Regions from separate parts of the Homo sapiens genome. Here region 2 is linked to region 1. The links are chromatin contacts, found by Hi-C or POLR2A ChIA-PET in ENCODE. All regions are on one chromosome and are shown on one strand. Each heading gives the region's core, a stretch centred on a gene start or an enhancer-like site at or near the end of the contact. The rest is flanking DNA. Distances are from core to core; before and after follow the strand shown. Region 1 overlaps AKAP13 (A-kinase anchoring protein 13). Region 2 holds the start of POLG-DT (POLG divergent transcript).

Evidence for each region. A loop is a pair of places that touch in the nucleus more often than their neighbours do. ChIA-PET counts read pairs that join two places held with the same protein, here RNA polymerase II (POLR2A). Pooled maps may share reads with other maps.
Region 2: a map with no recorded cell type shows a loop between it and region 1 (11-fold over the local background). The contact joins the promoter of POLG-DT here to the enhancer-like site in region 1. A Hi-C loop is called at or near these places in 1 of 37 single-sample maps with no recorded cell type and 5 of 50 pooled maps. POLR2A ChIA-PET finds 5 or more read pairs at or near these places in 1 of 52 experiments (activated T-cell).

What each region holds. Positions count from the first base shown.
Region 1 is chr15:85,703,728-85,709,389 of GRCh38, reverse strand. AKAP13 (A-kinase anchoring protein 13) reads right to left here. Exons shown (of 37, transcript NM_007200.5): 18 at 1,304-1,371. Among named protein-coding and RNA genes, the nearest start is that of LINC02883, 52 kb to the left of the region's middle. RefSeq lists enhancers at 631-760, 1,733-2,042 and a silencer at 4,409-4,538. Within about 2 kb of position 2,174, at least 23 of the 41 ENCODE cell types and tissues checked have a DNase peak (open chromatin) inside an H3K27ac peak, as active enhancers do.
Region 2 is chr15:89,331,996-89,337,657 of GRCh38, reverse strand. POLG-DT (POLG divergent transcript) reads right to left here and starts at 3,171. Exons shown (of 2, transcript NR_186332.1): 1 at 2,804-3,171; 2 at 1,497-2,471. POLG (DNA polymerase gamma, catalytic subunit) reads left to right here and starts at 2,834. Exons shown (of 23, transcript NM_002693.3): 1 at 2,834-2,985; 2 at 3,745-4,562. The coding sequence starts at 3,904. POLGARF (POLG alternative reading frame) reads left to right here and starts at 3,849. Exons shown (of 2, transcript NM_001430120.1): 1 at 3,849-4,562. The coding sequence starts at 3,849. TRR-TCG1-1 (tRNA-Arg (anticodon TCG) 1-1) reads right to left here and starts at 2,585; the gene lies at 2,513-2,585. RefSeq lists silencers at 649-818, 2,776-3,375 and enhancers at 1,626-1,675, 2,016-2,085, 2,096-2,195, 3,065-3,566.

The DNA.
Region 1 (5,662 bases), core at 925-3,424:
CGCCACTGATGGAGCCAACTCCTGCCCTCAGCCTGCTTAATGAGTTTGGAGCTTATATTCTAGTGGGGGGAAGATACAGACTATAAAAAACTATATAATAATAAATAAAGATGGGTAAATACAGACTCTAAGAAGGTGATAAGTACTATGGAAAAAAGGAAAAACTGGGAGTGCTGGGTACAGGGAAATATCAGGGAGCCAAGGGTTATAAATCTTCCAGTTTTTTCAGGAGAACTTAAGAATCCAAACTGATATAAAACATGATTTTGAAAGAGCTGCACTAACTCACATTTTAAAAATACTACATGAGCCAAACAAAATATGTGTCCATAGGCTAAAGAAGATCTGGCTATCCTATTCTTTGCCATTTTGACACTAGTTTTAGTGCTTCTCAAAGTAAGGTCCTCGGACTATCAGCATCATCTGGGAACTTACTAGAAATGCAAATTCCTGGACTCTCCCCCAGAATCTGAGACTCTGGGAGTGGGGCTCAGTAAGTTGTCTTTCAATAAGCCCTCGAGTTGATTCTGATGCACATTCCAGGTTGAGGTCATGGCACTAGATAACTGTGTTTGGTGACTGACGAAGCACACAGCTCATTAATCATCTGTGTCGACGAAGTTGGAAAGCACTCCTTTGACAAGGAATGAAGAGACACTTACAGGCGACTAGAACATTGAAAACCTCACAGGCTACCTAAAAGGTATGGCCCTTAACCCACACTTTTTTTTAAGGGCCACTGGGAAAGCATGATTACATAGCATACATGCTCAGGGCAGATACCACCATAAAACAGGCACTTTCTATTCTTACGTCATGTGATCAGAGCCACCTATATTACATACCTGAGGAGAAAAGTGCTACCAGACAGGCTGGGGCTAACCATAACACCCTCCCCACCCCCACCAGCAGGTCAATGCCCCTGACCTCCACCTGCTGCCCTGATAGTCCTGAAGGAGGAAGACAGGTGTATGAACAGCAGGGTAGGCCTGCAGACGTAGTTAAGAAGAAAACCACTTTAAGAGCAATACGGAAATATTAAAATCACGAAGAAATGTATATTGAACGTGAAGAAGTTCTGAAAGCGTTTTCTTTTCTGAAAGTCTAATTCTCCAGTGTTACTCAAGAAGAAGATTGATCGCTTAAGAGAAAAAATATTTTTTAGTTATAATTTGTTCTCAAAGTTGGTACCAAATGATTAAAATAAACAAAATCCACCACAACCTCAACTCTCCCAACTCCCGAGGATTTTGCTGGTTTAAACCCTTTTATTTTAAGCCTTGTTTTAGCCAGAAAGTCTTACCTTCATTTTGACCTTTGCACAGGAGGCTAGACTTTCTCGGCAGCCTTTGTGGACAAAAGCACTGCAATCTGAAAAGAAAGCAAACCCAAGGTCACATGGACAAAGCAAACAGATCCCAGATTCTGAGTTTCCACTGCTGCCACAAGTGGCCTCTGAATTTCAAAGTGAAGTCACTCACATGTGAGAATGTGACTGAAATTACACACTGCAGTCCTCTTCTAGGAAGCAGGTCTGTGATGTTATTTGGAGGAGGAAAAACACGAGCAGATGTGATTTTTTTTTTTTCGGTGTTTGTGTCTTTATTTGGAGACCAGGAGACAGATTACAGCTTAATGAGAGGAACAACGACTCAAGTGATCTGATGGGAAGGGTGAGTTTCCTGGCCCTTAGGAAGCAACAGATGTGATTTCTAATCAACAAAAACTAGTAAGTCTGGAACTTTTCAGACAGGAAGCTGAGAGGCTACCAAAACTAAAAGTGAAAGTGTCTGCCATCAATGTGTAAGTCTAAATTACAAATAAATACATTAATAAAGCCCCTAACAGGGGTTACAAAATTTGTATGACTGTAATAAAGCACAGAATATAAAATCTGAAAAGCTTAACTACGCTGGGCTTTTTGCACCCCATTCTCTGAGACAGGAACCACACATGAAAGGTCACTGGAACCCCCACATGCACCTCTGGGAACTGTGACTTAAGAGAAAATGGAGACTTCTTGAAAGATAAAGCAGAAACCACAATTTGGCAAGGACAGCATTTTATCTCAATTCCTTTACTTTTCACTCCCTTGGCCTACAAGGGCCACTGACGTAAAAACCCAAGCCTCTGTGTCTCAGAAGGCTTACCATCAGCTCTCAGCGCTGCTATAAAGTCACATAACAGAACTGTTCCAGGAAGCCAGAGGTAAAGCAGAAACAAATGAAAGATCGGCCTGTGGGGACACTCGAGGAGACACTCTCATGGGAAGGGCTCACTCAGGAAATCAACCACAGATACCATTCACTAGGCAATGCCTCACAGACTGATTCAGGAAGCATCACAGGTCCTGTCTACATCAACTCACCAGTTAAGGGCCAACATCTCTTTTGGGCCAACATCTCTTTTAGCCCAGACACATGGATTTGTGGGGGACTGGAGTGATGATGGGGAGGGAAGGAAACCAGAAAGGAGACTGCTAGAATCCCAGACCTCAAAGGCCTATTCCATGCCTTTTGTAACACTTCCTTTAACACCCACTTGGTTCACAGGTCTCCTCCTTAATACCACTGGCACAGTGTATTGAGACTCTCTTAGGTTTTTCTCTATCCCCTCTCTGGGGCAGGGACCATTCACCCACTGCTGAATCTTCAAATTAAGACTCTCCAGCATAGTGCCTAGCTCATGCATCCTATTCAAATGCTCCTCTCTCGGCCCTACTATGCCTATTTAAACTAAAATTAGATGAATGCGCTGACACAGCCTTGATTACAGTATGTCAAACATCAATTTAGTAACACAAAAGGACAAACAGCTGTCAAACTAAATTTGACGTAGGTCCTGGCTCTGCATGTATGTATGTACTAGTATGACCCTAGTCCCTTCTTGACAGGCCTCCGTTTCCTCATCTATAAAATTAAAAAGGAGGAATCACATTTTCCCCCAGGTTCCCTCTGCTGTGATTCTATCAGATGGGTAAGTGAGTTTCAGGCTGCTGGACCCACAGCAAGAAGCATAACAAAGTGGTCGAGGCAAACGGCTTTATTTATTTTCTAGTAAGCCAAAACATGTTTCTGCCCATCCTCACGAGCACTATTCTTACTCAGGGTGTATGGTGCACCTCCCCTCCTCTGCCACAGAGATGCCCAGGACTTGCAGCTGGCATGCTCCTTTCTGGTTTCTTCCTCTCCCATTAGTTGATCCATCATATCCTTCCCATGCACAGACTTGAAAGCCCACCCCACTCAAACCCTTTCTCTTCACAAATCCCCACTCAGCTAAAGTCTTTCAAATACATCATCTTTAAGTCCATTTCTCTTTCCCTTCTACAGAAAAAGTATAAAAAGACTATGAAAAGGCAAAGTCAATGATTAGTAGATCTATGTTTTTCAGCGTGCTGAATCCTCAATATATAATGCTGAAGAGAATAAAGCAAATTACAAAAAGAGGTACTGTATGGTAGTATTTATGTAGGTTAAAAACAAAAACAAATTATATGTTGTTTATGTATGAAAATAAATTATAAAACACAGACTACGAATGCACTGAATTCATGACAGTCCTTGTCCTTGGGGAGGAAGGAAGATGCATGGGGCAGGGAAACAAAGGGGAATCTGAACTTAACCATAATGGTTTCTTAAAAAGTGAAACAATCTGAAGCCGTCTGACAGAATGTTACTATGTGTTCATTCTGAATCATGGACACATATGTGATAAATTACCTATGTATAATACTTTGTATTAACATTTTTCAAAATTAAAAAAAATTTTTAATTTTTAAAAAATCATCACACTCTAATGTCGTTCAAAGTTCCTTGGATTTGCTTATAAACATTTCCATATCCTTTTGCATAATCCATTTATCGCATCTTGTGATAACTTAAAGATAAGATTTTATTGTCTTATAATCCAGTTAAAAAAGTATATTTTTTTTCTTTTGTTTTATTGAAAATCTATAATATTTTAGGCACCTAAGGGCAACACAGGAGGTGGCAGATTTGCTGGAGAACCAGCTACTAATTCTGATCTGCAAAAGTGACCAAGAACACTATGGGCAGAATTTGTTTCCAAGTTCTGTTCTTTCTGTTCCTTTCTTCCCAACCAGTTCCAACACCCTACAGAGATTTAAGCAATGATGATTTTTAAGGGAGTGGCACTATCACGTAAAAAGGTTTCAGCAATATTCAAACTCTCAGGCCAGTGTTTGAGTGTCTGAGATGAACATAGAAGCAGAAAAAAATCATTTAAAATGTGCTTCTAGTAAAGAACTTTTCACATAAATTCACTTTTAATTAATTGAAACATGTCCCCAAACCCACAACCCAGCTGGAAGTTTAACACGCTCTATATTATGGTCATGAGTTTTCTCTTAGTGATAGTTTGCATGGACATCTCCTTAACATGCTGAAGTACCTACTTGAAAAACACTCAACTTGTTTCCAAGTTGTCCTGGACTCAATTCACAGTGACAGTTTTAGAGCTGTGCGTGGGTGATTTAGAAACTTCAGCCCCACTGACATCAGCCAAAGTCATGAGACTAAAATCTTACTCTCTGTTTGGGAAAACAGAAAATTACCAAGAACACAAGAATTGAAGACAAATCTAATACATTTTTAAGCTCTCTGCCACAAACCATACCATGTTGTTATGAAGATCAGAAAATAATTATCTGGCCTTTTATTTATTTATTTGATAGATTTCCTAATAGCAGTAGGCAATATGCTTTCATTTTTTAAAATTCTTCAAAAAGGTCTCAGCACAGTGGTTTATGGGAACAGAGCTGATCCCTAATCGGATTCCTCTGTACCTAAAACAAACAGTCCAGCCTTCAACTTCTTTCTTTGCTACAAGGAGGCATCAAACCAAAGAAAATGAAGTTAAACCCACATGACTGGAAACTATCATCTATCTATTGCTGTATCTTTTTTTTAACCCATGCCACCAACCACCACAGATCTTTGGCGAATGGTTATATACTATGTGTTTTTTATCTTTCGGAAGAAAAATAAAACAAACCATTAGCGAGGCTAACTTAAGAAAATCAACTTTATACAATGATAAGAGGAGTGGCCATGCCAAACTGAAATGAAATGACAGAATATCAAAGGACTGCCTACACAGAAACGAGCCACCTTTGGGAGCTGAGTCATATGCAGCCAAGGCTCTGACAAAAAAGGTCTTCCAGTACTTCAGTTCATTGATCATCACTTGGGAATAGGCTGAAGACTTCTGACTGTTCTGCCTACAGATGTGAGCAGCAAAATCTAACTGGGAAAAATGACCTGATTCTTCTCCAGGACACAAGTTGAGGAATTACCTTTAAGGATAGAAATGCACAACTTTCTCCTATCATTTCAACTCTAACCAAGAAAATGAAAATAAAACAAAAAACAGTTAAATATGAGCAAATTTAGAAATGCATGCTACAAAATTCTTTCTGCAACTTTAAACTTCTTGTTTAAAATCTTTAACAGAGACCCTGTCTCTCAAAAAAAAATTATTAAATATATGTGTGTGTATATATATATATATATATTTTTTTTTTTTGAGATGGAGTCTTGCTCTGTCACCCAAGCTGGAGTGCAGTGGTACGATCTTGGCTCACTGCAACCTCTGCCTCCTGGGTTCAGGTGATTCTGCTGTCTCAGCCTCCTGAGTAGCT
Region 2 (5,662 bases), core at 1,922-4,421, 3.6 Mb before region 1:
GGTGGCACACACCTGTAATCCCAGCTACTCCGGAGGCTGAGGCACGAGAATCGCTTGAACCTGGGAGGTGGAGGCTGCAGTGAGCTGAGATCACGCCTCTGCACTCCAGCCTGGGCACAGAGCAAGACTCTGTCTCAGAAGAAGAAGAAGAAAAAAAGTACGGAGTGTTTTGATGAGGACAGGGGTCCTAATGAACTTTGCCTCTTGCTCTGTGGGGGGAGAGGTCCAGGGAATTGTGGGAAAATGTAACTGTTTCTCAGGAACCACTATCAAGGACAGACTTTTCTAGAAGGACGTGGGGGAGTTCCTAGAAAAGGAGGCAGGGGAAGTGGAGGAGCTGGGTTCAGAAAGGCCTGGAAACAGGGTGTAGCCTGGCAGGAAGGGTGCAGGCCTCCAGGTACCCTCCCTCAGCAGGAATCAGTATCAACCGTTTTTGTCCTTGTTGAAGATTCTAATTCCAGGACCAGGGCACTAGGCTAGTCTCAAGTAGTCTATGGGAGGAGCAGGCATCTTGATGGACATCTCCTGAGACTGAATCTCAGGAGAGGCCAATCAGGCCCAGCAACAGCAGCCCCTGTGGACAGTTGGGCCAGGGGTTCTTAGCTTTTTTGTGTCATAGACACCTTCTTAGAATAGTGTGTTTCTTTCTTTCTTTTTTTTCTTTTTTTTGTTGTTGTTGTTGTTTTGGTGGGGAGTGGGGAGATGGAGTCTCACTCTGCTGCCCAGACTGGAGTGCCATGGTGCAATCTCGGCTCACTGCAGACTCTGCCCCCCGGGTTCAAGAGGTTCTCCTCCCTCAACCTCCCAAGTAGCTGGGATTACAGGCGTGCACCACCATGCCGGGCTAAGTTTTGTATTTTTTTGGTAGAGATGGGGTTTCGCCATGTTGGCCAGACTGGTCTTCAACTCCTGAGCTCAGGCAATCCATCCACCTCAGCCTCCCAAAGTGCTGGGATTACAGGCGTGAGCCACTGAACCTGGCCTAGAGTAGTGTTTCTGTTTTTAATTTTTTTCTGTGAAATATGTTTTATTAATTTTTATTTCAATAGGGGTACAGGCAGTTTTTGGTTATATGGAAGAATAGTGTTTTTAAGCACATAAAACATGAAGGATTACAAAGGACACCAAAGGTATTCAAATATTAGGACAAATAGGTAAACTTATTAACTAACAGGATCTAGTGGCAGTCTAGTAACCCCTGTTATTTTGAAGTACAGATAAGTGCAAACAAATTTTGAAAAATGTGCAGCACTTGTAATGCGTTATGAAAATATCTGTGGTTGCTGGAGGGGACAAAGTCACAGGCACTGTTAATACCACTGTGGCTGACAGCCTATGCTCATAATTGGAGGAAATGCCAAGTATCAGTAGGCGGTTAGAAGAAACAAGATGAAAATGTTTTCCCCATTCAGGGACTCCCTGATTTAAGCTGAGAGCCTCTCCTTCCAGTATTTTGTAAAAGTCAACAGTTATGTGAAAAAAAAAAAAAAAACAGATGAATTTCTGATTGATTGTATTTTTTTGGCAAAACAAAAAAATCACAAACATTAAAACATTGTGTATATTAAGTACATCTAGAAAAGTGTATGCAAAATATTTCATATTTAAATAGAAGGGACCAGGGCTCAATGCTGCTTGGCCCGGGGCTTCTCTCTACCTCTCCACGTGGCGGGAGCAGGTGAGGGTCGGCATCAGCCCGCAGGGCCGGCGGAGGATTGTTTCCCTGCACCCCACTCCTTAAAAACGCGAAAGTCAACTTCTGTAGTCCGTTCACGGTGTCCTGGGATCCACGCTGGACGGTGGCGGCCGACTTTCAGCTTGACCTGAATTTTATTCCTAATCAGCTGTGTGATCTCGGTTGGTCCCAAACGTCTCTGAGCCTCCCTTTCATCTGTGCAGCTGGGCCTCCAGACCCCAACCCCCAGGCGGTGCTTAATCACGTAGACCTTATTCTGCGTGCACTTTACCACAGTTCACCAACCACCGAGCGCTGAGAGCTGTTGAAGCACCTGGAGCAACACAAGACGGATGCGGAGACTGGAAACAGCTGGGGAAGGGGACAAGCTCCAGCCGCGCTGTGGGCCGGAGGCTAGCATCTGCGGGCAAATTCAGGTTCAACGGAAGGCAACATTTTTACCCCTCAGAATTGCTCTGGACGAGGAGGCAGCACCGGATGGGCGAGGGAGGGAGCCTCGCTTTGGCTGCGAGCCCCAACTCTTGCCAACCATCAATTGAGTATAAATTGAGATTTCTGTACAGGATGCCCCTCCCTCTCCACTTTCCTCCACCTGCGTCGGGGTGCGAGAGACCTGGTACATTTTAGAAATGTGCCTCCGCTGAGACACGTAGGCGGGCAATCTCGCAGGGACTTGCTGGGCGTGGTTACTTCCGCGGATCTTGGCGTTCCCACATCTTTGAAGTGCGGTGGGAATCGGCGGCGACTACGTTCACATTGTCCCAATACTTCGTTCCTGAGGGAGGAATAAACTAAAAGTTAATCATAACCTCCCTTCGACCGCGGCAGGACTCGAACCTGCAATCTTCTGATCCGAAGTCAGACGCCTTATCCATTAGGCCACGCGGCCCGTCGGTTGTTACCGTCTCTTGAGCAACTTATAAAAACGTCACCTCCGCCCACCAGCTAGCTCGGGACCAATCCACCTGCTCCTTGAGAAGGGGAGGTTGGCCTTTGGTTCGCGCGTTCCGCAGGGAGAGCCCACCCAGAAGTCCCCCTTCTCCCCCCGCGGGCGGACCGCTCCATTGGCGGCCCTCCTATTGGTCGCGCTGGGAGTCTCCCGCTTGCCTCTCGGGTAGCCGCGGGACCTAGCTGGGTGCAGACGGGAAGTTGCGGCTGCCAGCGAAGCGGACCGGCCGGGTGGAGGCCACACGCTACCCCGAGGCTGCGTAGGCCGCGCGAAGGGGGACGCCGTGCCGTGGGCCTGGGGTCGGGGGAGCAGCAGACCGGGAAGCACCGTGAGGACCGAGGTTTCCGGCGGGGTCGGCGGCGGGGAGGCCGGGTCGCTGAGCGACGGCGCGGCCCCTCCCTCTCCAGTCAGGGAGCGAGGCCCGGAGCAGGGCGGCGGCTAGTCCCAGGGCGCACCGCGGCGCCTCTGCCGGGCGCAGGCGGGCGGCGGGGCGCACGGGGGTGGCCGCCGACTCCTCCTGCAGGACGCTCTCGGCCGGGTGGGCCGTGGTCCGGGTGTGGGTGTGGGTCCCGGGGGACGGCGGCCCACCCTGCGGGTTCGAATCCGGGCGCTGGCACCTCTCGACGCTAGGCCCGCGCCGGTCGCGGTAATGGCAGCCACCATTTGCCGAGCGCTTGCCAAGAGCAGGGCCGCACGACATAGGCGCCCTGTGTCCCCCAGACAGCAGCCCGGTGTGACAGGCAGAATCCGTAATCCCATTTTACAGAATAGGATATCAGGGCCTAAGGAGCTTTGCCCAAGGTCACACAGCTCGAGAGAGCCAGAAGCGGGGTTCAAAACCGCGTCGCCCTACTCCAGATACTGCTCTCTTACTCGCTGCCCTCGGCTTCCCCACGTGGGTTCACTGACGAAGTTGCGTGGACCCCGGTTCCCCCAGGAGGGGTATTGACGTTTCCCAAGTTTTGAGGCTTAACGGAAAATGCAACTGAAGCGCCTGGCACAGTGTTGGGGACGCAGTAAATGCTCAAGGAATGATGATTATGGATACACCTATTACATATATGGTAAAATAACGCTTTATATCATCTGTCTCCTTTAGGATTTGGGGTGGAAGGCAGGCATGGTCAAACCCATTTCACTGACAGGAGAGCAGAGACAGGACGTGTCTCTCTCCACGTCTTCCAGCCAGTAAAAGAAGCCAAGCTGGAGCCCAAAGCCAGGTGTTCTGACTCCCAGCGTGGGGGTCCCTGCACCAACCATGAGCCGCCTGCTCTGGAGGAAGGTGGCCGGCGCCACCGTCGGGCCAGGGCCGGTTCCAGCTCCGGGGCGCTGGGTCTCCAGCTCCGTCCCCGCGTCCGACCCCAGCGACGGGCAGCGGCGGCGGCAGCAGCAGCAGCAGCAGCAGCAGCAGCAGCAACAGCAGCCTCAGCAGCCGCAAGTGCTATCCTCGGAGGGCGGGCAGCTGCGGCACAACCCATTGGACATCCAGATGCTCTCGAGAGGGCTGCACGAGCAAATCTTCGGGCAAGGAGGGGAGATGCCTGGCGAGGCCGCGGTGCGCCGCAGCGTCGAGCACCTGCAGAAGCACGGGCTCTGGGGGCAGCCAGCCGTGCCCTTGCCCGACGTGGAGCTGCGCCTGCCGCCCCTCTACGGGGACAACCTGGACCAGCACTTCCGCCTCCTGGCCCAGAAGCAGAGCCTGCCCTACCTGGAGGCGGCCAACTTGCTGTTGCAGGCCCAGCTGCCCCCGAAGCCCCCGGCTTGGGCCTGGGCGGAGGGCTGGACCCGGTACGGCCCCGAGGGGGAGGCCGTACCCGTGGCCATCCCCGAGGAGCGGGCCCTGGTGTTCGACGTGGAGGTCTGCTTGGCAGAGGGAACTTGCCCCACATTGGCGGTGGCCATATCCCCCTCGGCCTGGTAAGTAGGGGCAGGGTTGGGGACATAAGCAGGCATGGGGGCCCAGCTTAATAGTTTGTTTCAGTGAACATTTTCTGAGGTCCTGTTACGGGCTGGGTGCTCACGTAGGGAGCGCTGATGTGTTGAATTAGGACTAGACCCCTGTTTATGTGGGACTCACTTTCTGGTGGGAAGATCACAGGCAGTAAGCAAATACCCAAGTAAATGTCAGGCAGTAAAGGCCACGCAGAGAATCACAGTAGAGCGCTGTACATGAGACCTTCGGGAGGCCACTTAAGATCACGGTGATTTGGTGCCTTTACCCCCTCTCCTAATAGCGTCATGAGAAGTTAGTCTGAAAAGTCATTTGAACAGTGTTTCTATTTGGGGAGCTATTAATTATTTTGGGCGGTAGAAAGCTCCCTTTTGTGGGACTGTCCCAGGCAGTATAGGACATTTAGCATCCCCAGCCTTTCCCATAAACGCCAGACCAACACCCCCCCGCCCCCCTGCCCCCGCCGGCAACGTTTCCAGACGCCCCCTTGAGGTGGCATCTGGTTGACCACCCCTAGTTGAGAAACATTGCTTCCTTCCCCCAGCCTTCCAAGCAGGCATTTTGGTCCCAAACAAGTATATCCAATCTCTCTTTTCTTTTTAAATAACTTTCTAAGTGCTACCCAAGTTTCTTTTTCAAACAATGATGGCAGTACTGTTTCTCCCCTTTTTTTATTCTTCATTCCAGGATTAAAATACTATTTACAACCTTAATGCTTTCAGGCATGGCCAGCAAAAAAGTTGGCAGTTTCTTTATTCCTATTGGAAGCTACATCTTTGTAAAGAAAGCTGCGAAATGTTAAATATGCAGTTGAAAATGGTGAAAACATGGCTAAATAGATAAGGTAGGCATTAATGGCTGAAAAGAGCAAAACTAGATGATTCTGCATTGATTGAGTTCCAGTTACAATGAGAATCACACTACTTAGAATATGTAACTTGATGGTCAAAGTAAAGGGGAATATCGGCCATCATTTGAAAAGATAAAGTAGGCTTTGGTGGCTGAAAGAAAATTAGGAAACCAGTGACAAGAAAGATTTGTTTTTTGATCTGTCGGTCATTTTAGG